3 separate regions of the Mus musculus genome follow, and regions 2 and 3 are each linked to region 1. The links are chromatin loops, found by intact Hi-C in ENCODE. Cell type or tissue: left cerebral cortex. All regions are shown on one strand. Each heading gives the region's core, and the rest is flanking DNA. Links, peaks and the distances in the headings are about the cores only.

Evidence for each region. A loop is a pair of places that touch in the nucleus more often than their neighbours do. Peaks named below come from ENCODE experiments on the same cell type or tissue, not always from the same donor. Only the 100,000 strongest peaks of a DNase experiment are listed, where the experiment ranks them.
Region 2: it touches region 1 in a loop (2.7-fold over the local background); 2 of 42 quality-filtered maps call a loop at or near these places.
Region 3: it touches region 1 in a loop (3-fold over the local background); 12 of 42 quality-filtered maps call a loop at or near these places.

Annotation. Positions count from the first base shown.
Region 1 is chr11:29,881,097-29,891,079 of GRCm38, forward strand. Eml6 (echinoderm microtubule associated protein like 6) reads right to left here. Exons shown (of 42, transcript NM_146016.2): 6 at 862-1,047. Among named protein-coding and RNA genes, the nearest start is that of Gm22588, 37 kb to the left of the region's middle. In left cerebral cortex, for the core only: a CTCF peak has its summit at 4,263 (motif pointing left); DNase peaks (open chromatin) are centred at 2,102 and 4,264.
Region 2 is chr11:29,805,190-29,815,172 of GRCm38, forward strand. It overlaps Eml6 (echinoderm microtubule associated protein like 6), which reads right to left. Exons shown (of 42, transcript NM_146016.2): 17 at 4,125-4,218; 18 at 525-625; 19 at 1-45. Gm39671 (a long non-coding RNA gene) reads left to right here and starts at 3,676. Exons shown (of 4, transcript XR_872328.3): 1 at 3,676-3,821; 2 at 9,614-9,733. In left cerebral cortex, for the core only: CTCF peaks have their summits at 5,770 and 7,503; DNase peaks (open chromatin) are centred at 2,955, 3,655, 3,890, 4,446 and 4 more places; H3K27ac peaks cover 5,107 bases.
Region 3 is chr11:29,545,383-29,555,365 of GRCm38, forward strand. Rps27a (ribosomal protein S27A) reads right to left here and starts at 2,658. Exons shown (of 6, transcript NM_024277.2): 1 at 2,459-2,658; 2 at 2,299-2,363; 3 at 1,824-1,878; 4 at 1,321-1,406; 5 at 909-1,040; 6 at 460-647. The coding sequence starts at 2,346. The coding sequence ends at 498. Clhc1 (clathrin heavy chain linker domain containing 1) reads left to right here and starts at 2,568. Exons shown (of 12, transcript NM_028504.1): 1 at 2,568-2,758; 2 at 8,122-8,380. The coding sequence starts at 8,204. Mtif2 (mitochondrial translational initiation factor 2) reads left to right here. Exons shown (of 14, transcript NM_133767.3): 14 at 1-70. It also overlaps the pseudogene Gm12090. In left cerebral cortex, for the core only: CTCF peaks have their summits at 2,452 and 4,317; DNase peaks (open chromatin) are centred at 2,539, 2,831, 3,346 and 3,662; H3K4me3 peaks cover 2,078 bases; H3K27ac peaks cover 1,836 bases.

The DNA.
Region 1 (9,983 bases), core at 1,062-9,061:
AGACATTACAAAGGTGGCACACTTAAGTCATAAATTAACGAAGTAGAGACACAGACTAGGGGCATGGTGCCATACCATTTACAAGTATAGGGGTATCTGAGGCAGATCTCAGCTTTTCAGGATGGTGTCACTTTTGACAAACCAAAAACTACAAATAGCATCATGTCAGCATTGTGTACTATTGCATGACTCCCTTTTCATATTTAAAATACCTTGACCCTTATTTTACTTGATTTTTTAAAAGCTGTTATGTCACATTATGCTGACAGAGAGAAACTTATTGCTGAGGCAGCAGATCATTTAACGAATGAAGACAAATTCTGACCTCTTAATTATTTTAAGAGTCATTTGGCAATGAAACCAAGACAAATGGCTTTCACCGTAGATGACTGGGAAGACTCTAAAGTGTCTAAACTATTTCACTGAGTTGTCTAAGGTTTTCTTCATGGGAAGAGTAATGAGGTCTGGGGATGCAGCTTAATGACAGAGGTCTTGCCTAGTGTGTGAGGCTCTGGGTTCAATCTGCAGCACTAAAAGTGGTAACAGTGAATGAATTTGAAGGTATTAACACTAATCAGCTAGTTTAAAGTTAAGGTGAAGGGTGGATTTAGTATGGATTCCCCCCCCAGGTGAGAAATCTTCATGAATCATTTCATGTATGTGTATGTATGTGTATGTATATGTGTATGTGTATGCTTATGTGTATGTGTATACAACTGTTTGAAGTCTAACTGTAAAGCAAAGGGCAGAAACAGAGAGATGTGTGGCCTTAACCCATTCAGTACATCATCCACATTACATCAATCCATATTACATCATCCCTCATTACATCATCTCAGAGCCCCATATAGCAATACTCACACTATGTGCTCCTTGAATAGTGCGGACTAAGGTGAGCCCTTTCCAGACATAGATGTCACCGTTTAAAGCACCAGAGTAAGTGATGTCTTCTTTGGCACATGCAAGGCAAAGGATAGTCTGAAGATCTCCTGTTTTGCCAAATATGCCTCTTTTTGCAGTCAGGGCATTTCCACATAGTGTCCAAAACTAGGAAATAATAAAATAAATATATGCTGAAATAGAGTACTCTATATTCATTCCATTATTAGTATTTTCAGTAATTTTACAGAATATACTTTATCTGAACTGAACATAAATAAATTGTTTCTCTGTGTCATTAGAGAAACACAAAAACCCCTGCATACTCTAGAAGCATAAGAAAAACTCACAACGATATTTTTTAACTTTAAAAGCTCCAAAATTTCAAAATGTTAATGTTTAATGGCATTTAAATGACCCCAGTGTTCACAGAATAGAACTGGTCTTTTATCAAATGAATATAGATTGCAGAAAAGTTCAGAAATGTAGATAAGTATAAAGAGAAAGCCACATCTACAGCACATGCCTGTAATCTTAGCACTTGGGAGGCAGCGGAAGGAGGAACATTGCACACGGGAGGCTAGCCTGGTCTACATAGCAACTTCCAGGCTATCCAGAACTACTTAATAAGACCATACATAGAAAATGTGATGTGATATGATATGGAGTAGTGTGTGTGTGTGTGTGTGTGTGTGTGTGTATACATTAATGTACTACATAAAGAAAAAATGGCTAGGAATAACTTCATATTAGCATAACACATATCACCTAGCCATTTTAAAGTATGTACATATATTTTACAAAATGCTTTCTAGGCTGGTTGGTGGAGTTGGTTAGAGCATAGTGGCAATAAAAATAATTCCTTTTTAACCAAAATATTATAGTTTGCTTTTTTTTTCTTTTTTTACTATAGAATTGCTGACATATATTTCTAAATACAAGTGATACGTCACAAAGGCACACAATCACCCAGGCTTCTCCATTTTGTTTGCACAGATCTTTTGGAAGATGGCAAGCTTAAAGCTTGGACGATTTGTAGATGGCAGCAGGGACACCACCATAGTTATACAGAAATCCAGTATTTTTCCTTGATGTAGTTCCTAATGTATGAGCTGGTGTAACTCTGGTGCCACTACCTAGGCCCCACAGTCTCCAAATGCCTTCTACATCTGTGTTTAATCTCACAACACCCTGGAGCACAGGTTCAGTCAGATTCTGCTACTCTTTCATATGCAAATGTAGATGAGTAAGCAGAAGTACTTTTCTAAAGACACGGATTCTATAAGAAACCAGAGAAACCTGGGTCACTGCTTTGAGAACCGCAACTAAAAATGAGGGTGTGCGGAAACAACAATCAAGGCTTTTGTGACAACATACTCAGATTATACTCAAGAGGCGGGGCCAGTGAGCAGCTATAGGAAGCCAAGTTACAGTACTTGAAATGAACAGGAATGGCATAGTGGGCAAGAAATTACATCTCACCCAGGAGAGCAAGATTAGATGACTCTAAGGGGCAAGGATGTATGGAAGGAAAAATCAGAGGCAATCCTAATATTTTGTGCCTGCAGGAGAGGAAAGATGGTGGTCCTCTCAGAGTATGGTGATGGAAAAGCTTTGGGCAGAAGCACTGCTCTGCAGACCCACTTCAGAGATGAGAGCATGCATTCATTCAACTATTTGAAACAGTGGTGAATTCTGGAAGTAAGAGCCTCCATAGTTTGGGGGCAAGAGTGAGAAAGTAAGTCTTGAGGAGAGTATCTACTCACTCACTAGAACATGAACATATGCAAGGAAAGGAAAAAAGTAAGCAATGCTTGTTATCCTGGAAGAACTTACAAAGTATAAAAGAGAAGAGTTTGATATCATCCACTAATTTTACTCAGAGACAACAATTTAATGTTTAATGATATTTTCTAAACAAATATATATTTTAAAAATTTAGGGGGCAATGGTGAGGAAAGAGTTTGATCCAGTACATCTCTTCAGAGTTGGTGATGAACTGTTGATGCAGGCTCACCAATCTCTACTGCTACTGCTAAAGGTAAGAATGCCTTTTTAATATCTGTCTGGGGAGGGAGGGCAGGCAGCTCATGGAGCTTAAGAGCTGGGATAAGAGGTATATTATAAACTCAGAAAGACAAAGTACACATTTTCTCTCATATGTGGAACTAGATTTAGTATGTTATATTTGTATATGTATACCGATGAGTCATGAGACTGGAAAGGTGGTCATAAGTGGGAGGAGAGGTTAGGGAGGGAGAGTAAAATAGTGTGGTGGCACTTCCTGATGTGTAACATAAGAGCAGGAAAGGGAATTGGGCAGCCAGCAGGGCAAGAAGGTGCCACAGTGGGGATGGCTTTGCAGGAAGGAAGGAATTAGAACAAAGAACAATGACATGGTAACGCCATAATGAAAACCACTCCTCTGTAAAAACATCAGAGCCACAAGTAGACTAGACTGCCCCATGGGAAACACATTTTGAATATTTCCCAGTATCAGTAAGTAGCCATCTAAGTCATGACTTACAATGATCACACATAGCATCATAAGAATGTTGTGTATTTTACTTAACCATGGGGGTAGCTGGTTTCAGGTTTTCTTCACTTTGGCTTTGCTATTGGAATGTTACTCAGCAATGAATCAGTTCTTGGTTCACAGTCCTCATAAGCCACTTGGGAGAAACTCCACATTATGAAATTACTGGACTAGGGAGGATTGGCATTTCTAGAGCTATCAATAAATACTGCCAAATTTTTGGTCAGAAAGACTAAATTTACCCATCCACAGTAAAACTTAGAAGCAGCCCCTCACTGAGTCCGTGTCAGCATCAGATACAATGTAATAAGATCTTAATATATTCATTTTTTAAAAGTCCATATTCAATAAGATTTAGCATTTTCATGTATGTAATGGCCAAAGCTGTTTCTAGTTTTTGTTGGTTATCCACGTAGTCTAAGGTATGGATTTGTTTTTATATTCCATGAGTACATTAATATCTACTCTTTGTCCTTTATTCTTGCTTGCATATGGTTTTCCTCCTGAGAGAGCAAATCCACAGTACATGTTAATTTATATATCTGCATACCAATATTATCATTATAACTTCTTTCTGCCCTTACAGATGGAAGAGGACCTTTCCACAGCCTGAGAGTAATTATACATTTACTTAAATGTTTCTTGTAAAGAAAGAGTCCTCCAGGGCCTTTATTTTATAAAAGGTGACCTTATAGAAGGTTCTGTATGTTGAGGCAATGTACCACACTGCAGCTATCCAAAGACATCTTTCCAACAGTCTGACAGCGTTTTGCTGATAAACTTTCTAGTAAAGACAAAGGTGGAATGCACCCAGCTATGTAGCTGTTCTCTTGGTCTGGTTTGCTTCTGCCCTCTGGTGGCCTCTGCACAAATTGTAACTCTATAAAATAGGAACTAGGTGATTGTTTTTGTCTGTGTGGGGAAGAGGCTTTGAAAGCCTGCAGCTGCCCTAGTTCATAGGCTTTCCCCTGTGACCTCTCCTATCTTCCCCCCATGATGTCTTCTGATCTTTAAAAGCCTTCCCAACATGGAAGCAACCATTTTTTTTAACATCACCCAGGGAAACATCATACTTCTTTAGTTATCTATGTTTTCTTAAATATTTCACACTTTAATTGGCTTAGAATTTACTTTTGTGTATAGTATGAAGTAATATTACACTCCCGAATAGTTTTAGTACCCAGTGGTTAGAGATACTACCATATTCTAAACTGTTGGTTAGAGACACCACTGTGTCTAAACTGACACAAATCGTTTACTTTGTTGCTTCAAAATTTTTTATTTATATAATTTAAATTATAACTTCTAACATGCTTTAGGAAATAGTGCATATTCTTCATCCTAATGAGTTTTTATCCTGAAGTTTTTGGTTATTTTCACTGTCTTATTTATCCAGATTAATTTAGATAAGGGCTATGCTTCAGGATTGAAAAACAATGACAGTCAAGTGAAGTGCCTAGCAGCAGCTAGACAGGAAGTTTAGTTCATTTAGTACTAATCAGAAGTTGCCTGATATTTCTAAGATTCCATGTTTTAAAACAAAACCTGTACTGCAGAGCGTGGTGGCGCACACCTTTAATCCCAGCACTCCGGAGGCAGAGGCAGGAGGATCTCTGTGTTCCAGGCCAGCCTAGCCTACAAAGTGAGTTCCAGGACAGCCAGGGGTACACCTAGAAACCCTGCTTCAAAAAATTAAAAATAAAAATAAAAAGCAGGGTCTGGAGAGGTGACTCAGCAGTTAAGAGTCTGCTCTTCCAGAAGACCAGAGTGTTAGTCCCAGCAACCACATGGTGGCTCACAATTTTCTGTAACTCCAGTTCCAGGAGATTTGACACAGACACACATGCAGCCAAACACCAAAGCACATAAAATTAAAATGGAAAAAAAAATCAAACATACAAAAATCATCTGTATTAACACATTTATTTTTCATGCAAGAATGCAAGATACCGATCTTGGTCATGATCTTGGTGGAGGGCCCAAAGGTCCCCAGAGGTCTCTCCATGCTGCAGGTTCCCTAGCACACCAGGGATCTTGAGATCACTGGTGAGTGGAATGCAACATCAGTTCCAAAAAACTCAGAGGGTCTTGTGCTAGCAGGAACAGGGTCAAAGGACAAAGGCAGGCCCTAGCACACCCAGAATCTTGGGCTCACTGAGAACTACGCAGGGGAGCATGTGGGCCGTAGAAGCAACAGAGCTTCCTGGACAGGGTCCCTTTGGGCCTTCATCCTCAGACAGGAGACAGAGCTGAGACCCAGACCCCTGGAAACCTTCCCTGCCAGAGAAGAGTCAGCCTCCAGGGAGGGCTCTGACTCCAGGAATCAGGAGGTGGATCTGAGCTCATGACTTCTGTGCACCTTTCCTGCAGGAGGAGACCTTGCTCTGACCACTGGGACACAGGAGAGAGTTGGTCTCCTAGGAGTGCTGACAGAGGCTAAAGAATCACAGGAGGAACAAGCTCAAGCCAGAGACAGCTAGAACGTCTAGCACTAGAAATTACCAGATGGTGAAAGGCAAATGAAAGAATCTTACTAACAGAAACCAAGACCACTGGGCATCATAAGAACCCATTACACCCACCACAGTGAGTGTACTCACACCCGAAAAGCAAGATTCAGATCTAAAATCATATCTCATGATGCTGGCAGAGGATTTTTAGAAGGGCATTAATAACTCACTTAAAGAAATACAGGAGAACACTGATAAACAGGTAGAAGCCCTTAAAGAGGAAGCACAAAAACCCCTCAAGGAATTACAGGAAAACATTGCTAAACAGGTAGAAGACCATTAAGAGGAAACACAAAAATTCCTTAAAGAATTAAAGGAAAACACAACAAAACATGTGATGGAATTGAACAAAACCATCCAAGATCTAAAAACGGAAGTAGAAACAATGAAGAAAACCCAAAGGGAAACAACTCTAGAGATACAAACACTAGGAAAGAAATCAGGAACCATAGATGCAAGCATCAGCAACAGAATACAAGAGATGTAAGAGAGAATCTCAGATGCAGAAGATTCCATAGAGAACACGGACACAACAATCAAAGAAAATGCAAAATTCAAAAAGATCCTAACCCAAAACATCCAGGAAATCCAGGACACAATCCAGGACACAGAAGACTAAACCTATGGATAATAGGTATAGATGAGAATGAAGATTTTCAACTTAAAGGGCCAGTAAATATCTTCAACAAAATTATAGAAGAAAACTTCCCTAACTTAAAGAAAGAGATGCCCATGAACATACAAGAAGCCTACAGAATTCCAAATAGACTGGACCAGAAAAGAAATTCCTCCAGACAAATAGTAATCAGAACAACAAATGCACTAAATAAAGATAGAATATTAAAAGCAATAAGGGAAAAAGGTCAAGTAACATATAAAGGCAGACCTATTAGAATTACACCAGACTTCTCACCAGAGACTATGAAAGCCAGAAGATCCTGGACAGATGTTATACAGACACTAAGAGAACACAAATGCCAGCCCAGGCTACTATACCCCGCAAAACTCTCAATTACCATAGGTGGAGAAACCAAAGTATTCCATGACAAAACCAAATTCACACACTATCTTTCCATGAATTCAGCCCTTCAGAGGATAATAATGGGAAAACACCTACACAAGGATGGAAACTACACCCTAGAAAAATCAAGAAAGTAATCCTTCAACAAACCTAAAAGAAGACAGCCACAAGAATACAATCCCACTTTAACAACAAAAGTAACAGGAAGTAAAAATCACTTTTCTTTAATATCTCTTAATATCACTGGACTCAATTCCCAAATAAAAAGACATAGACTAACAGACTAGCCTCAAAAATAGGACCCAACTTTTTGCTGCTTTCAGGAAACCAAATTCAGGGAGAAAGGCAGACACTATCTCAGAGTGAAAGGCTGGAAAACAATTTTCCAAGCAAATGGTCCAAAGAAACAAGCTGGAGTAGCCATTCTAATATGGAATAAAATCCACTTCCAATCCAAAGTTATCAAAAAAGACAAGAAGGGGCAGTTCATACTCATCAAAGGTAAAATCTACCAAGATGAACTCTCAATTCTGAATATCTATGCTCCAAATGCAAAGGCATCCACATTCATTAAAGAAACTGTAGTAAAGCTCAAAGCACATATTGCACCTCACACAATAATAGTAGGAGACTTCAACACTGCACTCTCATCAATGACAAGATCCTGGACAGAAACTAACCTGAAACACATGGAAACTTACAGAAGTTATGAACAGAAACTAAACTGAAACACATGGAAACTAACAGAAGTTATGAAACAAATGGATTTAACAGATATCTACAGAACATTTAATCCTAAAACAAAAGGATATACCTTCTTCTCAGCACCTCATGGTACTTCCTCCAAAACTGACCATATAATTGGTCACAAAACAGGCCTCAACAGATACAAAAATATTGAAATTATCCTATGCATCCTATCAGATCACCATGGGCTACGGCTGATCTTCAATAACAACATAAATAATAGAAAGCCAACATTCACATGGAAACTGAGCAACACTCTACTCAATGATACTTTGTTCAAGGAAGAAATAAAGAAAGAAGTTAAAGACTTTTTAGAGGTTAATTAAAATGAAGCCACAACATGCCCAAACTTAAGGAACACAATGAAAGCATTCCTAAGAGGAAAACTCATAGCTCTGAGTGCCTCCAAAGAGAAACTGGAGAGAGCATACACTAGCCACTTGACAGCATACCTAAAAGCTCTAGAACAAAAGGAAGCAAATTCACCCAAGAGGAGTAGAAGGCAGGAAATAATCAAACTCAGGGCTGAAATCAACCAAGTGGAAACAAAAAGAACTATTCAAAAAATAAACCAAACCAGGAGCTGATACTTTGAGAAAATCAACAAGATAGATAAACCCTTAGCCAGAATAACTAGAGGGCACAGGGACAGTATCCTAATTAACAAAATCAGAAATGAAAAGGGAGACATAACAACAGAACCTGAGGAAATCCAAAACACCATCAGATCCTACTACAAAAGGCAATACTCAACGAAACTGGAAAACCTGGATAAAAATAGACAAATTTCTAGACAGATACCAGGTACCAAAGTTAAATCAGGATCAGATTAATGACCTAAACAGTCCCATATCCCCCAAAGAAATAGAAGCAGTCATTAATAGTCTCCCAACCAAAAAAAGCCCAGACCAGATGGGTTTAGTGCAGAATTCTATCAGACCTTCAAAGAATACCTAATTCTAGTTCTCCTCAAACTATTCCGCAAAATAGAAAAAGAAGGTACTGTACCCATTTCATTCTATGAAGCCACAATTGCTCTGATACGTAAACTACATGAAGACCCAACAAAGATAGAAAACTTCAGATCAATTTCCCTTATGAATATCAATGCAAAAATACTCAATAAAATTCTCATTAATCAAATCAAAGAACATATCAAAACAATCATCCATCATGATCAAGTAGGCTTCATTCCAGGGATGCAAAGATGGTTTAATATACAGAAATCCATCAACATAATCCACTATATAAACAAACTTGTGATGGTTTGTATATTCTTGGACCAGGCAGTGTCACCATTTGGAGGTGTGGCCTTGTTGGAATAGGTGTGACCTGGTTGGAGTAGGTGTGTCACTATGGGTGTGGGCTTAAGACTCTCACCCCAGTTGCCTGGAAGTCAGTCTTCCACTAGCAGCCTTTGGATGAAGACGTAGAACTCTCAGCTCTGCCTGCACCATGACAGCCTAGATGCTGCCATGCTCCTACCTTGACGATAATGGACTGAACCTCTGAACCTGTAAGCTAGCCCCAATTAAATGTTGTTTTTTATAAGACTTGCCTTGGTCATGGTGTCTGTTCACAGCAGTAAAACCCTAACTAAGACAAAACTCAAAGACAAAAACCAAATGATTCATCTCGTTAGATGCTGAGAAAGCATTTGACAAAATCCAACATCCATTCATGATAAAAGTCTTGGAATGATCAGGAATTCAAGACCCATATCTAAACATAATAAAAGCAATCTATAGCAAACCAGTAGCCAACATCAAACTAAATGGAGAGAAACTCAAAGAAATCCTACTAAAATCAGGGATTAGACAAGGCTGCTCACTTTCTCTCTACCTATTCAATATAGTACTTGAAGTCCTAACCAGAACAATTAGACAACAAAAGGAGGTCAAAGGGATAAAAATTGGAAAGGAAGAAGTAAAAATCTCACTATTTGCAGATGATATGATAGTATATATAAGTGATCCTAAAAATTCCACCAGAGAACTCCTAAGCCTGATAAACAGCTTCAATGAAGTAGCTGGATATAAAATTAACTCAAACAAATCAGTGGCCTTTCTGTACACAAAGGATAAACAGGCTGAGAAAGAAATTAGGGAAATAACACCCTTCATAATAGTCACAAATAATATAAAATAACTTGGTGTGACTGTAACTAAGGAAGTGAAAGATCTGTATGATAGGAACTTCAAGTCTCTGAAGAAAGAAATCAAAGAAGATCTCAGAAGATGAAAAGATCCCCAATGCTCATGGATTAGCAGGATCAATGCTCATGGATTAG
Region 2 (9,983 bases), core at 1,011-9,010, 76 kb before region 1:
TTCCAGCACTTCCAAAACTTCCTCTTTTAGAGGTGAAGCCCCCACCTGGAAAGGAACAAGGGGATTGATTTATTACCCTAGAGAGCTGAAGCTTCCCAAGAGCACAGAAAGGATCAGCTTTAGAGGAAAGAACAGTGTCTACATCATGTGTCAAAGTAACAAAAACAGCAAGGGCATCATGAGGGTGCTCAGCCACTCTGTCAGTATCTATGACATTCCTACTTGCTGTCAAATGTGGTACTGAATGCCAGCATATAATCCTTTGGTATTAGAGCTAATATTCAGAATTCAGATATAATGGACTAAAATGAAAAGAACTGGCCACTTTCCCATTGTTACTCAGGGTCATTTATTCCTCACTCTTGGCAACATAGAGTCTAACAGAGACTTATCCATTAAATAGTCCAATGCAAAGCTGGGAGAGTATATTAACCAGGCACATTTTAATTTCAGTTTGCAGAGAGACTGGCCACATAATGGCAATAGGATCCTTCATAGGTGTATAATGAGAAATGTAACAGTACCTGCTTGTTGCCAGAACTTGATATGCTTAATCCCAACTGTCACCAACTTGTCAGCATGCTGTGGATTACACTTTACCACAAATATTTTGTCTTTGTGTCCCCTGTAAGACACACACAGGGAAAAATAATGTCTAGTTTGGATGAAAGTGTTGTTAGAGTTATATTAAAACCATGTATTTAGTTTAATTTTCATTAAGGGTATCTAATAGGATAAGTAAGCAACCAAAAAAATGTTTAAAACATGTAAGAGTCTTCTATAAAATAATAGCACTGGGGCGGAGGACATGTTTGGGACTGTTCTCTTTTACGTAATTATTTCCACATTTATCTGCTTAGTTATAAGTAAAAAGAAGCTGAAGTCTCCATAAGAGAAAATTAATGACACCACTATAGGATTGGATGTAATTCTGAGATAGTGAGACCTTGGGCAGGAGAAATAGAAGAAATGGACAATCTATTTAAGATATTTCATCTTAAGCTGATCTTTGACTGAAAATGTATTCACTATAAATTGGAGTCCCTGACACACACACAGCCATCAAAGAGAATGGATGTCATCTGCTGATTCAGATCACCGTAGGATGCTCATCAATGCAATAGTTACATTTACTTCCAGGTAAGATGTGTCCACTGGTGTTATAATAGCATGAGTGTTTTGGAGGTAACCAAGAGCTTTCTCTCTGTATGTGAGTCAGACTCCACAGGAGGGAATGCATGCCTTGTACTGTAAACCTGCTCCAAAGCCTGTAGCTGGAGAAGCCATAGGCCATAAAGGGGAAGGAACTGCTGTTTTGCTAAGTGGACATGATGTCTCTTGTCAAATTGCCTTTTGAGTATGTTTATGCTCATAGTTTAGCGCTACTGTCAGCTTGGGTCATGAGAATTTCTTTTGTTGTTCTTGGAGGTTATCACAGAGCTTTATAACTGGCCAAAATCCTGAGAATAAGTGACTGCTGAATACTCAGCTCTATATGGGACATATGTATCACACCTCCAAGTCAAGAAAGGTAGGAAACTGTGTTAAGAGCTGCAGGAAAGGGTACTGGGAACACTGTCTTCCAGGCACTCCTATATTTTCAGCATCTGTCATTACCTGTATAAGGCCTACATTAGGGCCCATCAGCACTCCATCATGGAGGGAGGAGGGGCTTAAGAGGCCCTACCTCTGTGCATTTATAGGCAACTAATGATTGCTTGTAGAGAGAGACATCTTCAGTAGGGGTAGTCACTGGTAAATTCCCCATGTTTCTTAAATAATCCCTCATCCATGCTGCTGTAAATTACTCTAATACACACACACTACACAGACACACACACACACCACGAAAACAGAAGCTGACTAGTTGGAAACAAATTGGAGGGGAACAGGAGAGGATAATGAGGAGTGAATATAATCAAAACACATTACCTACATGTAGGAAAATATTATAGTGAAGCCCACTATTACATAAAACTAATATGCTACCACAAAGCTTAAAAATAAAATAGGTGTACCAATAATTTTTTTAAGAGTTAAAATAAATTTAGTTTTATAATCAGAGACAGACAGATACACATACATCTAAAAATCCCATTTGTAAATAGCTGGCTGAAATCATTCATGAAATTAGCAGTGATCCAAATCGAGTGGCTCAGTCTCAGTGGAGATCTTCTGAGACCCCTATTTGATCGTTCTAAATGTCTTTATTCCCTGAGCGGATAATGAAGGTCAACCCCAACAGTGCAGTGGAGAGGGCACATGTAGGCACTGGGCATCAGCAGCAATGCCTTTGATGTCATCACTATGCGTGTGCACCCCACCCCCAAGGGGGACATTCCCAAACCTGGTGACCACACTGTTGAAGAGCAACTGTCTGCCAGAAGCAAGGCTGTGGTTAGAAACACTGTGGTTCAAAGCAACACTGGCAACAACTTAAGACTCAGCAGGGCAAAGTTAGGAGTGGCATATAGCCCCGCTGCAGGAATTATTTGGCAGAAGCTGAGAGAGGTACTGCAAGCCAGGAAAGGGTCACTTCACACAGCACTTAGGGCCATTCTACAATTTTTTACTTAACTAGTTGGTTATTTATATATTTGTGCAAATAACATAAATATTATATAAACATATTTATCCAGTATTTAAAAAATCTAGTATTCTCCCATAGAGATTCACTGATTCCTGACCTTCCACTGGGGAAAGAATACTAATTAATGCCACTGTCACAAGAAATGCTCTTTTAGGGCAATACTTTCTGCAGATTTCTTGTCTTTGGAATGAACATAGTCTTGGGAACAATTTCAAACACAAACTGTCACTAACATGATGGAATTAGCTTGCTTTGTGCTAATTAGACAGAAGTGATATTCTCCACAGCCTATAAAAATAGATTTAATAGTAGGAAGTATCCTTGTATTTCTCATAGTGTCTCCGACATGTGGTTGTGAGCCACCCGCAGCTGCAGAGGGGTGGCCTTGAGTTTTCATTGCTGACATGGGCTTTTTTTGGAGATAATATGTGCATGCAGAGAATACCTTATCAGGAATACTAAACTAAAATTCAGTTTTCAGGCCCTAGAGGGAGTAGAACTAGAATGAGGGATGAGAGAGAGAGAGAGAGAGAGAGAGAGAGAGAGAGAGAGAGAGAGAGAAGCAGGCAGGTGGAGCTGTGTTACTGCTGCCAAGAATTGCCTTTTGACAGCCATCGCAGAACAGCTCTTTTTCTAAGGTCAGCTGCAGTCGTCAAGACTCCAGCCACAACTCTGTTCCATCTCCAGCAGTTTGTAGATCTTCATTCATTACAATCAATTACTGTAATCTTTTGATCCCATGTAACACCGTAGTAGACAGTATTTATTCAAAAAGCAAATATTAGAGTCCAAGGCCATTAACATTGATATTGCAACACAGACAGGATATTGGCAATGTAGGTCATAGCTCACAGAGAGGGTATGAAACTGTGCCTGGGCAACAAGCTAACTTCCCGGACTGTGGCTATCAGTGGTCCTGACCTCTGACCGGGCCTTGCACTTGGCCGAGCTAGCTGTGAGTTGAGACATGTTCAGACTTAGTGCTGAGAAGGCAGAAAGAGAAGCTGGGGTAAGGGAGGACAGATGGGCTATAAACCGCAGTTGGTCTTGAGAGCCTATTTATAGAGTGTGGAGATTAGGGAAACAATTTGCCTGCTCTGAAACTGAGCAGCAGATGCACTCGATAGGGCTTCATTTCCAGCAGACCACAACCTCATGACAAATGGACGTTCTGACTCCAGTGACATTGACAATCCTTCCCAGCTGCTAAGAGAGAGAAACAAGAGATGAGGTACACATTTTTCTGTTGCTGGGGGGAAAAAAGCTTTCATAGAGATAATGGAAGCATTACAGAAAGAAAGAGATGATGAAGAGCTTCTTGGGAGGACATTCTAGAATGTTCTAATTTCTCACCACCCACATTTAAAGCAGTCTTGGCACTGTGAAAGGGAGCAGTATGTGTTCACTAGTATGTTAAGTTTCTATGTGAATTTCATCTGACTTTGAAGATGAACTCCAAGCAGAAAATGGAAAGTGTTGACCTTCCCCAAGGGGAGCTATGGTCAGGGTTTCCTGACCATTCTGCGATTCTTACCTGGTTGTGGCTATCTTTTCTCCCTTTTTCCAGTCCCAAAACACAACACTGTGAAAATCGTCTAAACCAACCGACACGAGACATTTTCCGTCAGCTGTATGAAAACAACACAAATGTCAAACAGGCCATTTCTCTGGTGAAAACCTGAAGCATTTTATATACTGCAAAGAGGAACAAGAAATTCTGCAATACTCTTTAGGCTCAAATACATTTGACACAGAGTAAACTGTGAGTAACGATAGGAAAGGTTCTGAATTCACACCCTGGCGAGTGAGGTCAGCTACCCACCGGACTTCCAACGGGAGACAGTTGATGGGGCCTCTCAAAGAAGCAACCTGAGCCTTTGTGACAGACAAATCTTAGGGAATGTACTGGAAGCGAGTAAATTTAGCTGTGTGACTCTGAAATGTGTGTGTGTGTGTGACTGTGAGAATCTGGCTATTTTCAACTCTAAACATTCTAAAAAGCCAAACCTTGGTTTAATTCTCAAGCTATGGCATTACAGAAATAAAGTGCACCTTCAGCTGTTCTTACAAAGGAAACGACCTCACAACTGAAAGGTTTTTATTTCTTATTTCTCCAATTCAAAGGAAATGTGTTTACTATAGACATTTAGAAAATATTGATGAAGAAAATTTTAAGCAGAGAAAATGGCTCATTACTGAAGAGCTTGCCTGACAGGTATATGGCCCTGTGTTTGAGCCTAAAAATGACACACATACAAAATTACATAATTGTACACACATGTACATGCACACACATGCGCATGGACACATACATACATCTGTTCTTCCAAATCTCTTGTAGTCCCACATTTGATGTCAACCTACTTGTCTTTTTCTCCACACGAATCCCTTTTGAGAAACAAAAGCAAAGCCACACTGACCAAACTATCCGCTAATCTTTTCTTACCTATTGTATTGTATTGTGAAATATTATTATTAATAACACTATCATAATATAACTTTATCATTAAATATTGTATTGCTAATAATTGCTACAATTTTGACATTTAGGCTGTTTTTATGTTCTAAATGTAGTTAATATAAATAAAATTAGAAATGAATATAGTTAATATTCATTTCTTCTTCAGGATGGAAGAGGAGGCACAATCAATAAGCATTTCCTTAGTGTCTCCTTGCAAGGCTGGATTCAAAGGAACGGTGTCACAGGGCCGCACCCACTTCCTCCCACCACTGTGCAGTTGCTAGGAGATGGGTGATTCAGTGTCTTCTGCATCAGTTAATCAGGGACAGACCCCAAACTAGGGTAAGGGAGAGGAAGGTTTATGAAAGTAGAATTTCAGAGAAGCAATGAAAAATATCTAATATGTCTCATGCAGTCTCTGAATCGGCTTTGCATATTTACATTTATATTGCAAGGACTTACATCAAAAAAATTCTTATCAAAACTTCAAATCTACTTGAGCCTCTTGAATTTTTACATGCTCAATCTTTGGCAACCCAAATTCAAGTGCCAACCAGTGTCCAAAGTTTGAGTGGCTTTATTTGTGCAGATGGGAATGCTTGTTCTAAGCAAATGAGAATGATACTCTGTTCCCACTCGTCTGGATGCAGGGTAAGGAAAAGTGGAATTCACCTTAACAATGTGGATATTCCCACCTCAGCCACCAGGGAGATCTGCTGCAAGGTTTTAAAGATGCAAGGTGAATATATTACCTGAAGGCATTGACAATGTGCTAAAGGACTAATCACTATACACCAGTAATTCATGCCCTTACTCTTAGAGCTTTAATTTTGGAGCAGACACCTCCTATTCTCTACCCACTCCATCATTCTTTCCTTATTTCTTGGTGTCTGAGCTAATGAACCCCAGTATTTGGCAATTTTATTTTATTTTTGGTGTTTTTTTCCTCTCCCTTCAGATGATCAATTCTTTTAAGGTGCAGAGTAAGCACATACTGTTTTGTAACCCGACACCGAGCTGTGTTTGGATCCATGTTGGTGTCTGGTGAAGGAGAATGGGGATGATAAAGATGTATCTATGGGCAGTCCAAAGAGAAAGAGAGGGACTGTACTGTTATATGACTCCGTTTAAACACTATCAGTGTCTTAGAAAACAGTGCAGAAATATGCATCAAGTCATGCCAAAGCTTAGGCTGTCAAGAGTGCTGTCTTGATATGTCAATATGACCTGGGCATGTGAGATTTGAAGTGTCAATTTTTACAATTCCCATCTTCTGAAGAAGCTCTGAATGTAGACAGATAGATTTGGGGGGGGGAGGTCCTGGGGGCTCTTTTTTAGAGTTTCTCTGAGCTCCCCATCTCACTCTCACAGTTATGTGACCTCTCTATCACAACAATAGTATATGCTTTTTTGGGATGGGAGTTTTCTTGAGAACTGCAGAGAAATAGTATTTAGAAATAAAATTGGGATCTTTTCATTTTCCCCCCAGTTTCCATTTTCCCTGTAGAGACTTGACCTTACCTTTGAAAATCTGTTGTTTATAGTCCCTTGTGAGATGGTTCTTTTCTCCTATTCTTATAGTCTAAGTCCTTTTCAGTCTTTATAGGCTCAGTGTGAATTAATTATGGATGGTTGTGACATAGTCTAAAAATAGTTCTAAGGCAGATAATGTCAACAGTAAAGGGCAAATTAGAAAAAGAAAAAAAAAAACTTATTCAGACAATTAGAAGTCAGTTTTCCTATTCAGGACTCATTGAAGGCACACAGGTTTCCTTAGCAGCCAATATCTGATGTGCTCTAGAAATCAGCACCATTCCGTGAAGCTTTAAACACTATGTGGCTGACATTTAAGACAGAAAGTATTTATTAAGCTGAACGTTTCCTAATTGATTTTTCTCTGCCACATGGAAGCAATTTCATTGCACTGTCACGAAACAAAAATGGTTCCCATTCTCTCTAGGAGTGATAATAAATTTAAAGAGGGGGCTCTGGCAGTAAAGGTCTTGCCACTAAGCCTTGAAACCCAAGTTCCACCCTAGGACTTACACAGTGAAAGTAGAGAACTGACTCCCAATAATTGTTCTTTGACCTCCACATGTGTGTCATGGAATACACATGAGGACACAAACAACTGTAATCTAAAGAGTGCTGCTCAGTTGAATGAGAAAATGTAAATGCGTTCCTTGCCAATGTCTACAGACACGTCTTTGTTTCCTTTAGAGCAGCAGTGAGAGTACACTGATTTATCTCCCATTGTATAACTTTTTATGTGTTGTCTTGTTTTCACTCTGGCCTGCTCTATCTGCCCACCACAGCTTGTTTTTTTAATAAAATGAAAAGTACTATTGGCAGGTTCCCATGAGACCCCTACAAGGAGAGACAGGTTATGTGGGGCACATAGCTGGGGCCACCAATCACATTACTCATTGTGCCATGAGTCCACCTAGTGGCTCCGGTCACCCGTTCACATCATGTCAGCACCCTGGTTACATGGCAGGAGAGGGGCAGCTCAACAGCTGTGTGAAGCAAGCCACCTGCTTTGCAGACACTTTTCTCTTTTGCTACTTCCAGTTAGCCAGACACTCCGAGCCAGGCTTTCTGCTCAGGGGAGCCTGATCCATTTTGTGGCCTCTTGGTACCACTTGCCTCTCCACATTTAAACTGGAGGATGGGAGGGGCAGCTGCAGTTATTGGTGGGTGTAGGGAGGAGGGAGTAAGCAAGCACACAGGGTGCTACCCTGGATGCTACGCAGGTGGTCCACAATTGTCATTTCACTAGTGAAAAGTAGGGACAGAACTAAAGACCAAGAATGGAGTATTCCCAAGAGACCTGCCAGGAGACCTGAGTTCTTGTGGGATGTCACCAACCTACCTAGTTCTTACTGAAGCAGAACAGAGGCTCAGCCTACACTTACATCATTATAACACTGTACTAGCCATAGAAATTGACCCCCAGATTTTCCATGTAAGAACCACAGGGATCAATCAGTTTTCCTATTCTTCGGGAGGCAACCATTTGTGGTGCTGAACCACTCATAACAGATCCCAGTGAAAATTCCTAAATAGTCCTCAGGTGTTCTCTAAAGCCACCAATTACATTCCTCCCTAGCCACTTACAGACCAACACTGTACTTAACTTCAAAGACAAAATGCAATTTCCCAGGGTTCTTCTTTAGTGGTTGTTATCTGGGAAATGGGGACAGTTAAAACGAAGTACTTCACACCCTAGAACTCATAGAACAAGTTGTCTTGGAAACATAAAGTGGGTTGGTATGAGAACAAGAATCATAACAGTTATGTAACAAAAGGGCTTCAACTCCTCTATTCTTGTGACTGTTCTAAAAGAAACAAAGGCATTTCTTGAAACATGGGCAGGGGATGAAGATCATTGACAGAATCATCTTCCATACTTCCCCCTAAAGAGTCTGGTTTCCTTACCCCATAATGGCAGTAGAACAATTATTAAATTCTAGTTGTATTACTGTTTCCTTTATATGCTAGCATACATTTCATATTTTCATAGGAAACTGGTTGTAGACATTATCTTTACCTTATTTTTGTCCAACTTGAGCGATACTAATAGTTTACATGATTGATAATTTAAGGTATAAATTTTATAAAACACTGTAAAACTGCTTGCTACACTTACTGAATCAATCTTCAATGTCACCAAAACCAAAGACATATGGGATTCTCCCACTCCTCTGAACGTCTAAGCTTTACTAGACTATCATACACTATGTTAATAAGGGCATTGCTAACCTTCTAAAGCAGTTACTTATGTTTCTCCCATGGAAATCAGTGTGAATGTTTCTCACAAGGAAAAGAAAATCTAGAAGTTTATCTATGAGCTATAATCCTCCTTTGCCTTTACCCGACTCAGAGACACCTGCATACCTCATGTTTACTGCAGTTCCATGCACAGCAGTTATGGTACTAGCCTAGGCGTCCAGGAACAAAGGGAAGGATAAGAAAACTGGGGTTTATAAATGCCATGCAAATTTTCAGCAATAATGAAGAATGTCTACAGGAAAATGCATGGAACTGGATATTATCATAGATAGCAAATTAAATCAATTGCAAAAAGACAAATATTTGGTTTTTCTCCAGGAAAATGCATGGAACTGGATATTATCATAGACAGCAAATTAAATCAATTGCAAAAAGACGAATATTTGGTTTTTCTCCTTTGTGGTTCTTAGAGTTTACAGACATATTCATGTATTTATATGTTATAATATGTATTAAATGGAAAATGAAGTAAAATTGTCTAGGGGAACAAAGAGATGGACCTAAAAGGCGAGGATGAGAAATAGGGCAGGGAGAATATATTTAGTATATAATATTTATTATATGTAATATGTAAGAAAAATTTTAAAATAAAGTGTTTAAATTATTATAAAGCAATATATGCTTACGTAGCTGTGGGTAAAGTCAATTTTAAGACAAAGGTGGTTCAGCACTTGAGTAGTCGGCTATGGGTAAAAAAGAAAAAAAAATGAGGATATTCATAGGAGTCTGAGAAAGAGCAATACAGGAACTAACAATTTCATTTCTTTTAGATCTTGCTATTTTGTCAAGGATGCGGGGCACGCATTTTAAATCTGCACAAAACTCTTCCGGAAGCCCAAGGCTTTGCATGCATTGTGAACTGAGGTGTAAGCTGAACATACAACAGGCAGGTGTGCTGTTGAGTGGTCTCTCATTGTACTGTATGCCTCCTCTTGTCACACAAGTCTACTGGCTTAATAATAAACTATTCACCATTGTTTCTACTAGTTCAATAATTGCAGGAACTAGTGAAAAACTTTTAGAAATGCCATAGCAATTCATATTCGTGTGGTTTGTAGTATGTGACAATCTGAAATTTAATAAAAGAAAATACTGCCTTATCTTGGAGTTGCTAAGAAAACAGACAATTTTCTCCCAAAC
Region 3 (9,983 bases), core at 94-8,093, 340 kb before region 1:
GACACTCTTCTGGAGTGTCTGAAGACAGCTACAGTGTACTTATATATAATAAATAATTCTTTTAAAAAAATGGTAAATATTTTCCCTTCATTTAAATACAGGGTCCTGAAATTAACTATGTACCACCATGCCTAGCTTGTATCTCTCATATAGGGGGAAAATTACCAATCAACACTGAAAACATTCAACAGCTTATGCACATACCAATACAGTATTATTCCCATATATTCCAAGCAGCTTTGACTTGGCACCTTCAACTTATTTGTGAGACATACTGTCCTGTAGCTTCTACTTCCAAGTCTACAGGATATTCCACAACCCCTTAAAAAGAATTGACCTTAGTGCCTGCCATCATGCCATGCCATGATGCCAAGTTTTATATTGGCTTTGACAGCTGCAGCTCATACAACATCACACAGCCAAAGAAACATTCTTTAAATGTACAATAAAGCACAATACTAAGTACGAGTTCCTTCTTTTTATTAACGCATACACAACTACTTGTCTTCTGGTTTGTTGAAGCAGTAAGTCAGACAACACTTGCCACAGTAATGCCTGTCAAAGTGGCTTCCCATGAAAACTCCAGCACCACATTCATCAGAAGGACACTCTCGACGAAGTCGGCTAATTTTGCCATTTTCATCCACCTGCAAAACAAGAATTTACTGTAAGATGATTTCACAAAACATATTCTGAAACCTGATTTAAGTGACTCAAGCTATTGATCTCACAGTACCAATTTTTAGTGGTTTAAGTCAGTTCTCCAAATTAAAAATCCTGTTTCCAATTCTATAAACTCACTTAAATATCAAAGGGGAGTTCACTTTCAACTCCAAAAGTACTTCCAAAAGTTAGTTGCTCAGATCTTATTCCAAGTGGAACCCATGTTTTGCTAACACCACACTTACCTTATAGTATTTCAGCACAGCCAACTTAACCTTCTTCCTCTTATGCTTGTTCTTCTTGGGAGTGGTGTAAGACTTCTTCTTCCTTTTCTTAGCACCACCCCGAAGTCTCAACACCAGATGAAGGGTGGACTCCTGTTAGTGGAAGATGAAACAGCAGCACTGTAGCATCAACAAGTCTAACTCCAGCCTGTCAAAAAGTTGGGTGGTGTTGGGCCTGTCACTCCAGCACTAGGAATTTTAAGGAGGCTCAGGAATCCAGTTCAAGTTGGCCCTGAGCTACAGGAGACTGCTCTCTACAAAAAGGGTCAACCAACCATCGCATATTTTAAAATCATGGAACAGCTACAGTGCTCAGCAAGTGTTAGTGGATTCAATATCATCCCTTTTTCTGCATGTTTTCCCTCAAACAAACCTTTTGAATGTTGTAGTCAGACAAAGTCCGGCCATCTTCCAGCTGCTTACCAGCAAAGATCAGCCTCTGCTGATCAGGAGGAATTCCTATTAGAGGAAAAAATACTGGGCTTAATAGAACAAGGTACATTCCCCATTGTTGTGAATCAAATGATTGCTAACAGTGGTCACAGACTTAGATGCAACTTTTTCCAAGAGTAAAAGCCCTGGAACTTTCTCTGTAACCAGGCTGCCTCTACCTCCTTAGTGTTGAGATTAAAGTGTGGACTGGGCCATTGCCCAGCCTGAGCATTTTATCGTCTTTGTGACTCAGTAAACAGTTCTAGATTAACTTTTAAAAGATTTGTCCTGCAGAGTTTCCAGTTAATCAGATAGCCTGACACTAATGTCAGGAATATTTTACTTTCAAAAGCATCTAAATTTATTAATCTGTTTTCTACCTTAAGAACAAACGTGTCTAGGTCACACAAGCCAGTCATTTTTCTAGTGACAAACTTTACTTGCCTTCCTTATCCTGGATCTTGGCCTTTACATTTTCTATAGTGTCCGAGGGTTCAACCTGCCAAGTTTTGATATATGTAGTTAATATACGGTTACATAGTAAGTCATTAACTGCTAGCTTTATACAAAACGAGCAAGGAGGAGGTGAGCTAAAGGTAATCAATTAAGATGACACCGCGTGCAAACTACCCAGAGTGCTACAATCCAAATTAGTCCCCATACCAGGGCGAGCGACGGCGGGGGAAGCACAGGAACGCGTCTGCCCGGAGAAAAGCGTCTCCCATCACCTACCCTACATTTCGCCACTCGGGATAAAGCAGGCTAAACCGTACCACACCGAAAACCAAACGTTGTTTTTGCTAAGCACCATAATCTCAGCTCAAAGCCAAGTTTCACAACTCAAAACTCAGAAACCCGCCCTCAAACACTAAGGGCCTCAGTCAGGCCTTGGCTTCCTCAACGGCAAGGTGGCCCGTACCTCGAGCGTGATGGTTTTCCCCGTAAGGGTCTTCACAAAGATCTGCATCGTGGCGGCGGCTCCACCTGCATTCGAAAAGAGACGGATTAGATCCGACGACACCCGTGAGAGCGACGCGTAGCGCCACTAGCCAGAGCGCGGCCACAGAGCATACACTCACCCACGATGGCGGATCGGAAAGGAAGATCCGAGCGTGGCCGACGGGGTCTCCTGGCCGAAGGACCCGCCCCTTAGGCGGCCACACACGTGCCTGCGCGCTGCAGCGGAATCGCGGCTGTCTAACGCAGTGCCAGATTTGCTCGTTCGCTCGGTTTCTTTACGCTCTTTTCTCGGTTTACCTCAGAATGGCCTCGAAATGATGTGCTCAACTAAAAAAAATGCCTCAAAAGGCTTTCTTATACAGCCGATGCGATTAAGAGAGGCTTTCCTTTAAAGGGGGCTTGTGAAACATAAGAGAGAGGTAAAACAAGTCTATCTGGGAATTGTAGTTTTACACTGCTTTCTTCTTGTTAGAACTACTTGTCCCAGGATGCATTTCCACACTTCCCGGATACCTGATTACACTGTCTAAGCTGTGGAGTGAGGGTTAGGAGAGAGTCAGGTGAGGACTCAGGGGATGAGGCACTATGATTTGCGCGTGGGTGGGGACTCTCTGGAAATGCCCCGGAGGGAAGGCTTAAGGGCTAGAAAGGCATTTGGGGGCTGAAGGTGTCTGTCACACCGTAGTGAGCTAGCCACATCTAAGGTATAGTCGAAGTCTTTCTAAGTGCAGGTTTCTGCCCCTCCCGGTAGTCCCTTCCGCTACCCTTCATCCGATCGGAAGAAGCTTTTGAGCGTCACGCGCCTCCCTAGTATGAAACGGTTAAATGTATTGGAATTTTCATCTTTTCACGTTTTAAAAAACATACGATAAGAAAATCTGCAGAATGTTTAGTTTTCGACTATAAGTTTAAATGTGGAGCGTGTCCATCCTGGAGAAAATAGGAGCATGTGCCCTCGGGGAAACTTGAAGCTGTTAAAAGCTGGTGCCTTCTCTCAGTCCCTTCTCCACCTCACAAACCCAGTGCCCTTTCTAATGCACCCTCTCAATGTCTTTTCACCCTATCCGTAAGCGTAGGCGTGCTCCGTTTTCTTACAACGAGGATCCGTAACTCCCTAATAATCTCTGTTTGCTCTTTCCTCATTTTAATATACTAGCTCTGCTGCCTCCAAATTACACATTTTGAAAAGTAAAAATGTAGGGCTAGGAGATGACACAGTAGCTAATATTCGATATGCAGAACCCTGGGTTGGAACTCAAGCACCCACTTTTTAAAAAGGTTGGTGTGCTTGGTGGAGTCTGTGACATGGTAGGCCAGCAGAGACAGGAGACTCCCTGGACCTCATTGGCCAGCAGGTTCAATGAGAGATGGGGGCCGACGACCCTACACCCACACATGACATACATATTTCTTAAAATAAGATGGGGCTTCCAGATGGCTCCATCAGTAAAGAAAATTTACATCTGCTCTAGATCTGATCAACCTTGAGATTCAATTGGTGGAGAAAACCAACTCTAGCAAGTTGCCCTCAGACTTTCACAGCGCTCCCTACCCCCGAACTAACGAAGTGCAATAAAAATTTAAAAATAAAAGGTAGACTGATTAAGAAGACCCACACACACACTCAATATAACGTGATCCTCCTGTCTCCACACATGTACCCACACGAATGTGAACATAAACAGAAAAGCAAAAAGTGATGGTGTTATTCCACATCATTCAAATATTTTACTTTGGGGTTAAAGGTTATCTGAGCATGTGTGAGGCCCTAGAATTGATATCCAACACTACAGAGAATAAAATGTGTTGCTTCAAGTAGGAACAAGGGCATAACATAAAAAGATAGCTTTGTCAGAATAAAAGCCCCTAAAAGGATATTAATAGGACACCAAAGGAGGAACTTGGGTTTCTGCCACTACTACTCCGATGTGTGCCCCAGTGACTGTGCCCTTCCCCTGTCTTTGACTATTTGCAATTACATCATCTGTGTCTTACCAAATTTTAAGCTCCAAGGAGCCAGGACCTTATTTTACTTATTGCTGAATCTCTAGCAGTAAAATATTAAATAGACATCCAATAGTGATTGAACTAATGAGTAAAACAAATTGATTTTATATTTGAGAACACTTTAGGGCAGTGATATGGCTCCAAGAGCTAATGCACTTGCTGCCAAGACTGCTGATCCAGTTGCTGGAACCTCCATGGAGGAGGAAGAGGAACGGGCTTCCATAAATTGTCCTCTGACCTCTATGTGTGTACCGTGACAAGCATGTGCCCACACACAGACACTAAGTGATTGTTTTTGTAAAATTGGCACTTTAAGCATACATTGCTTATGGCTTTGCTCAGACTACTTTATGTCCTCTTGTAAATTATGTCCTCTTGACTTTTTGTTATCCAACTCATCAAAATTATTGTGGTGTCTCCCTTATTTTTTTTTTATTTTTAGTTTATTTATTTATTTGAGACAGGACCGTACTATGTAGTCTTGGCTAGCCAGGATCTCACTATGTAGACCAACTTGGCCTTGAACCCACAGACGATCAGCTGTTTCCCTCTCAAGTGATGGGATTAAAGACATGCACCACTATGGAGACTGGTGTCCTGATTCATGTCTGTGGTATTTGAAGCTCAATACATTAGTTTAGATAACTGGTTATATAGCTATATTGCCAATATATCATAAAGTTAACTGAAACACTTATTCAACACATCATTATTTATAGTAGTAAAAGTTCAATAACTAATTGGGATGATTAAATAATTAATGGAATCTCATGCCATGAAAAACTATGCAATACTATCATTAGAGCTCTTTAGAATAAATAAATAAACATTGTTTTTTGACACAGAATCTAACTGTGTAGCCCTAGCTGGTCTGGATTTTACTATGTAGACCAAATTGGCCTTGAACTCATAAAGATCCAACTGTTTCTGCCTCCCAAGTGCTAAGATTAAAGATGTGTCCCAAAAAAAATTTAAAAAAAAGGTGTGTCCCACCACAGCAGTAGCTTAAAATTTTTCTTTTTTGATAGCTTCATATATTTAGTGAGTTTTAGTCTTTTTCACTATCACCCTGTCTCATCCTAACTCCTCCTACTGAAACCCTTCTTCCCAACAAGGCCCTTTCTGCCTGTGTATGTGTGTGTGTGAGTGTGTATGTCTCTGTGTGTGTGCATGGGCTTTGCCTGTGCTTATGTCTGGTGTATCACTTGCATGCCTGGTGCCAGTGGAAGCCAGAAGAAACCATCAGTTTGCTGGAACTGAAGTTACAGATGGTTGTAAGTCACTATGTAGGTGCTGGAATCAAATCCAGATTCAATAAAAAATTAACCAGTGCTTTTAACTGGGACCATCTCTCCAGCCCTAGAAGTCAAGTTTTGTTGTTATTGGAATTGATCTGTTTATTTAAGCATGTGGTGTGTTTTTGTCATATGGGAAGTGAAGGCAGGAAGGTGAGTTATTCAAGGTCATTCTCAGCTACTTAGGAAGTTAGGGTTGCCACAAAGCCTGTCTTTAAACAACAATTTAAAACAATTCAAAACTCAACTAACTATGGTCATTGTTTGATAGATCAATGTCACAGGCACTGAGGTAGAGAAGTATTTGACCTTGTTTGTATCAGCAAGAAGCATACACAGTCATTCCTCACATGAAAAAAGAAACCTTTTGGGAGAGCAAAGTCTCAGCTACTTTCCATTTCACACACCTTAAAATAATTAAAATGTGATATAAAATTTTAAACAGAGGGCTGGAGTATTTCTCAGTGGTACATAGCTTACTTACCATGTTCTAGAGACTGATTTTATCCCCAGTGTTCTGAAATACATGGTGGGTTTGTTTTTAAGTGTTGAATTGAAACCTAAGAAGCTATCATTTAAGTGATACACATGAGAGGAGTCAGCTTGGTTTCCAAAGGAAAGGGGGTTTTCTATGCTTGATCAGCATTCTGGCAGGGTTTCTTGTGTGGAGGTCAGAGGACAGCTTTGTGGAGTTCGGTTTTTCTTTTCCCACCTTTGTTTTGGTCTCTAACTCAGGTCTTCAGGCTTTTGCCCGCAAGTACATTATCTGTTGTGCCCTAAAGGAGGAGTTCTTTGGTTTTTTGTTTTGTTTGTTTGTTTGTTTGTTTGGTTTGGTTTGTTTTTCAAGATGGGGGTTTTTCTGGCTGTCCTGGAACTCACTCTGTAGACCAGGCTAGCCTCGAACTCAGAAATCCTCCTGCCTCTGCCTCCCAGGTGCTGAGATTAAAGGCATGTGCCACCACTGCCCAACAGGGAGGAGTTCTTTTTTTTTTTTCCAATTTGCCAAGCTGTGACTGTTTATTAACTGACCAGATTACAAAAATACCATGGCTGACACCTTAGTTCATCCGTCTAATAAGCCTGTTTATCTGGTCTTCCCTGTTGCCAGCATCTCCGTCTTCTACAAAGTGAGTTATCTTTTTCTTCATTCCACCTCGTGGGGAAGATAATTTGAAGGGCCACAGGAAGTTATTTGCTTTCTTGAAGCATTTCCCAATTGTATAGATCGCATGAATTAGATCCTCCATGCAGATGATGCCAAACTTACCAGGAGATAGCGCAATCAAGGAATTATCTTTTTTTTTTTTTTTTTTTTTTTTCCGAGACAGGGTTTCTCTGTATAGCCCTGGCTGTCTGGGCTGTCCTGGAACTCACTTTGTAGACCAGGCTGGCCTTGAACTCAAAAATCTGCCTGCCTCTGCCTCCCAAGTGCTGGAATCAAAGGCGTGCACCACCACTGCCCGGCTAGGAATTATCTTTCAAGGCAATCCGCTTCTTGTTGATTTTTGCCGTAGCCTCGCTTGTAGATGAGTTCGTTTATTGACTTCAGGTTAGGGTTGCCTCATGCAATATACGATTCCACAATCCCCAGCATGTTAATTGAAGCCTTTTTGAGCTTAACAAAGGTGCCATTGAAGAGCTGTCAAAGACAAAGAAGCTGCAATACCTTGCGGACCTTTGAGCTTACTCCATTGATACCTCGGATTCTGATGACAAAGGCCAGTTTTGGTTCTCTGGGCACATAGAAGTTCCCAGATTCCTTGCCATCCTGGCCATCCGAATCTCAGTCCAGTACATCTATCTGCCTGTACTCCTTGTGATAGTGCTGTGCCTTCTCGTAGATGAGCTTCCTCCTTGCCTTTCGAAGTGTCTTCAGGGCAAACTTCTTCCTCAGGCGCTTCACCTTCAACTCTGTGAAATTCCTTCGCTTTTTCTTACGGGTTTCTGGCACAGTGGCAACCTTCTTTTTCTTCTCTGGAACAGCCTCCGTGGTTCCAGCCAGAAAAGGAGAGAGAGAGAGAGAGAGAGAGAGAGAGAGAGAGAGAGAGAGAGAGAGAGAGAGAGAGAGAGGGAGGGAGAGGGAGAGCAGGGAGGAGTTCTTTTTTTTTAAGATTTATTTATTATTATATCTAAGTACACTGTAGCTGTCTTCAGATGCACCAGAAGAGGGCATCAGATCTCATTACGGATGGTTGTTAGCCACCATGTGGTTGCTGGGATTTGAACTCAGGACCTTCGGAAGAGCAGTAGGTGCTCTTAACCACTGAGCCATCTCTCCAGCCCCAGGGAGGAGTTCTTAATTGACATTTCATTTGTATTCTGTAGTCTAGCATGAATGGACATTTTAAGTCATTGACTGGAATATTTATCTCAATAACAGATCTCTTAATTTTCCTTTTGACACATACGTATTTTTAAATTGACTTTTGACTTAAAAGGTTTACACCTACACATTAACTGACTATCATGTTTTCTTTCAGGCTCACTAAAGCTTTGGCTTTATGGCAAAAGAAGGTCAAGGTTTAATTTTTCTCCGGTGAACAAGCTTACAGATTAAGATTTATGTCCGTCCAAGAAGTAAACACACATGCAGTTCTCCCTCCTATCGTTAGTAGAAATGACAAGGAGTTTTTGGAAAGCATACAAAGATACATAACTACAGAAACCAAAAGAGTGGGTTGCAAAGAGGAAGGACCTGCTGATGAATATTACACCATATACCGAAACGTTTTCGACAAGGTACCATGATGCTCTTGAGTAGGGCATGTTTCAAGAGGCTCTTTGTTACCTAGCTTAACTACCACCTCAGTAATGCTACTTGCCTGCCTGGCCACTGCTTTCTGAATGCTAGTTTGGGGAAATTCACCCATTTTTGTTAAACCAGGATGAAGAGGGAAAGCTCAAGTGCAGAATTTACATTTCCTGATGACTAGTTAGGCTAGTTAGAGTCAATTATTTTAGTTTAGCAAGTAGTATTTTTTCCCCCAATAACTGGTTTGTACCCTCTGGTAATCATTTCTAACGTTTCAAGTGAAGGTGCTAATTTGCTAGAATTTGCATTATGAACAAGAACTAGTATTTTATGTTCTGGGTTTGTTTGTGGTATCAGTAAAATCTTGGTTTAGATATGATATGGCATGGTAAATTGAGACCTCTTGAGCCAAGTGCTATGCCACATGCCAGTCATCCCAGCTGGTAGGGAGGCTGAAGATGGGGAATCCTACACAGCCAGGAGTTGGCAGCCACCATGGACAACATTATGACATAAAATCAGTGAATGAATCAATGAATGGAATTTCATCTAAACAGTTTGAGCCCTTTTAGAGTGCTAGATATGGTGGTATTCCTTTGCAGCTTCCACTTTAATGCTTTTCTGTATATTCTAAATGGTATCCATCGGTGTTCTGCTGAGACCTGGTTCTTGTAGCACACTGGCATGATCATTGTTCATGGAGTTACTGTAGTCGTATTGACTACCCATTCATGTACCTGAGTTGGGTTATTAGAGCACACAACAGGAACACGTGAGCTAAAAGATGAACATGTATCAGATACTTAGTGTGGAAAGCTTTTCATTATGAAAGGGTCCTCTTTGAGGTAGACGGGGTGTGGCTATGGCAAAAAAATTAAAAAGAGCACTGTATTCCTCAGCTGCCTTTTCCTGGTACTTGCTGCAGATTAATGACCTCTCTAGATCACTTGTGATAAAAATGGATGTCTTCCTGGATAACTTTCTTTCGATACTATTTAGCTAAACAAACAAACAAACAAAACCACTTGTAGGGGATAACACACCCAAGAAAAGTAGCAGAGAAAAACAAGCATAATTTCAGATTTCAGAGAAAATTTTGGATCGATTACTTTTATTCCCTATACATCATCAATATTTAAAAAACAAAGTTTTTGTTTTGTTTCATAACCTATTTAAATTTTTTGATAATTTTTGTGTAGACCTAGTATTATATCAGTGATGGATATACAAGATTAAGAAAAAACAGCCCTAATAAAGGGGCATGTGCTGTGGAGCCACCTCCACCACTCCCTGCTCCTCCCCTGCTTCATGGAAAGTAGCCTTTCTGAGCGCATTTAGGTTTTTTTGTTAACCTTTCTTTCTTTTTTCTTCTCCACCCCCCCCCCAAGACAGGGTTTCTCTGTGTAGCCCTGGCTGTCCTGGAACTTACTTTGTAGACCAGGCTAGCCTCGAACTCAGAAATCCGCCTGCCTCTGCCTCCCGAGTGCTAAAGGCGTGCGCCACCACCGCCAGGCTTTGTTAACTTTTCTACTGTTCTTTTTCTCTGTTATACTTCCTGAAAGTTGCTTTGCTTACATATTATTGGAAACT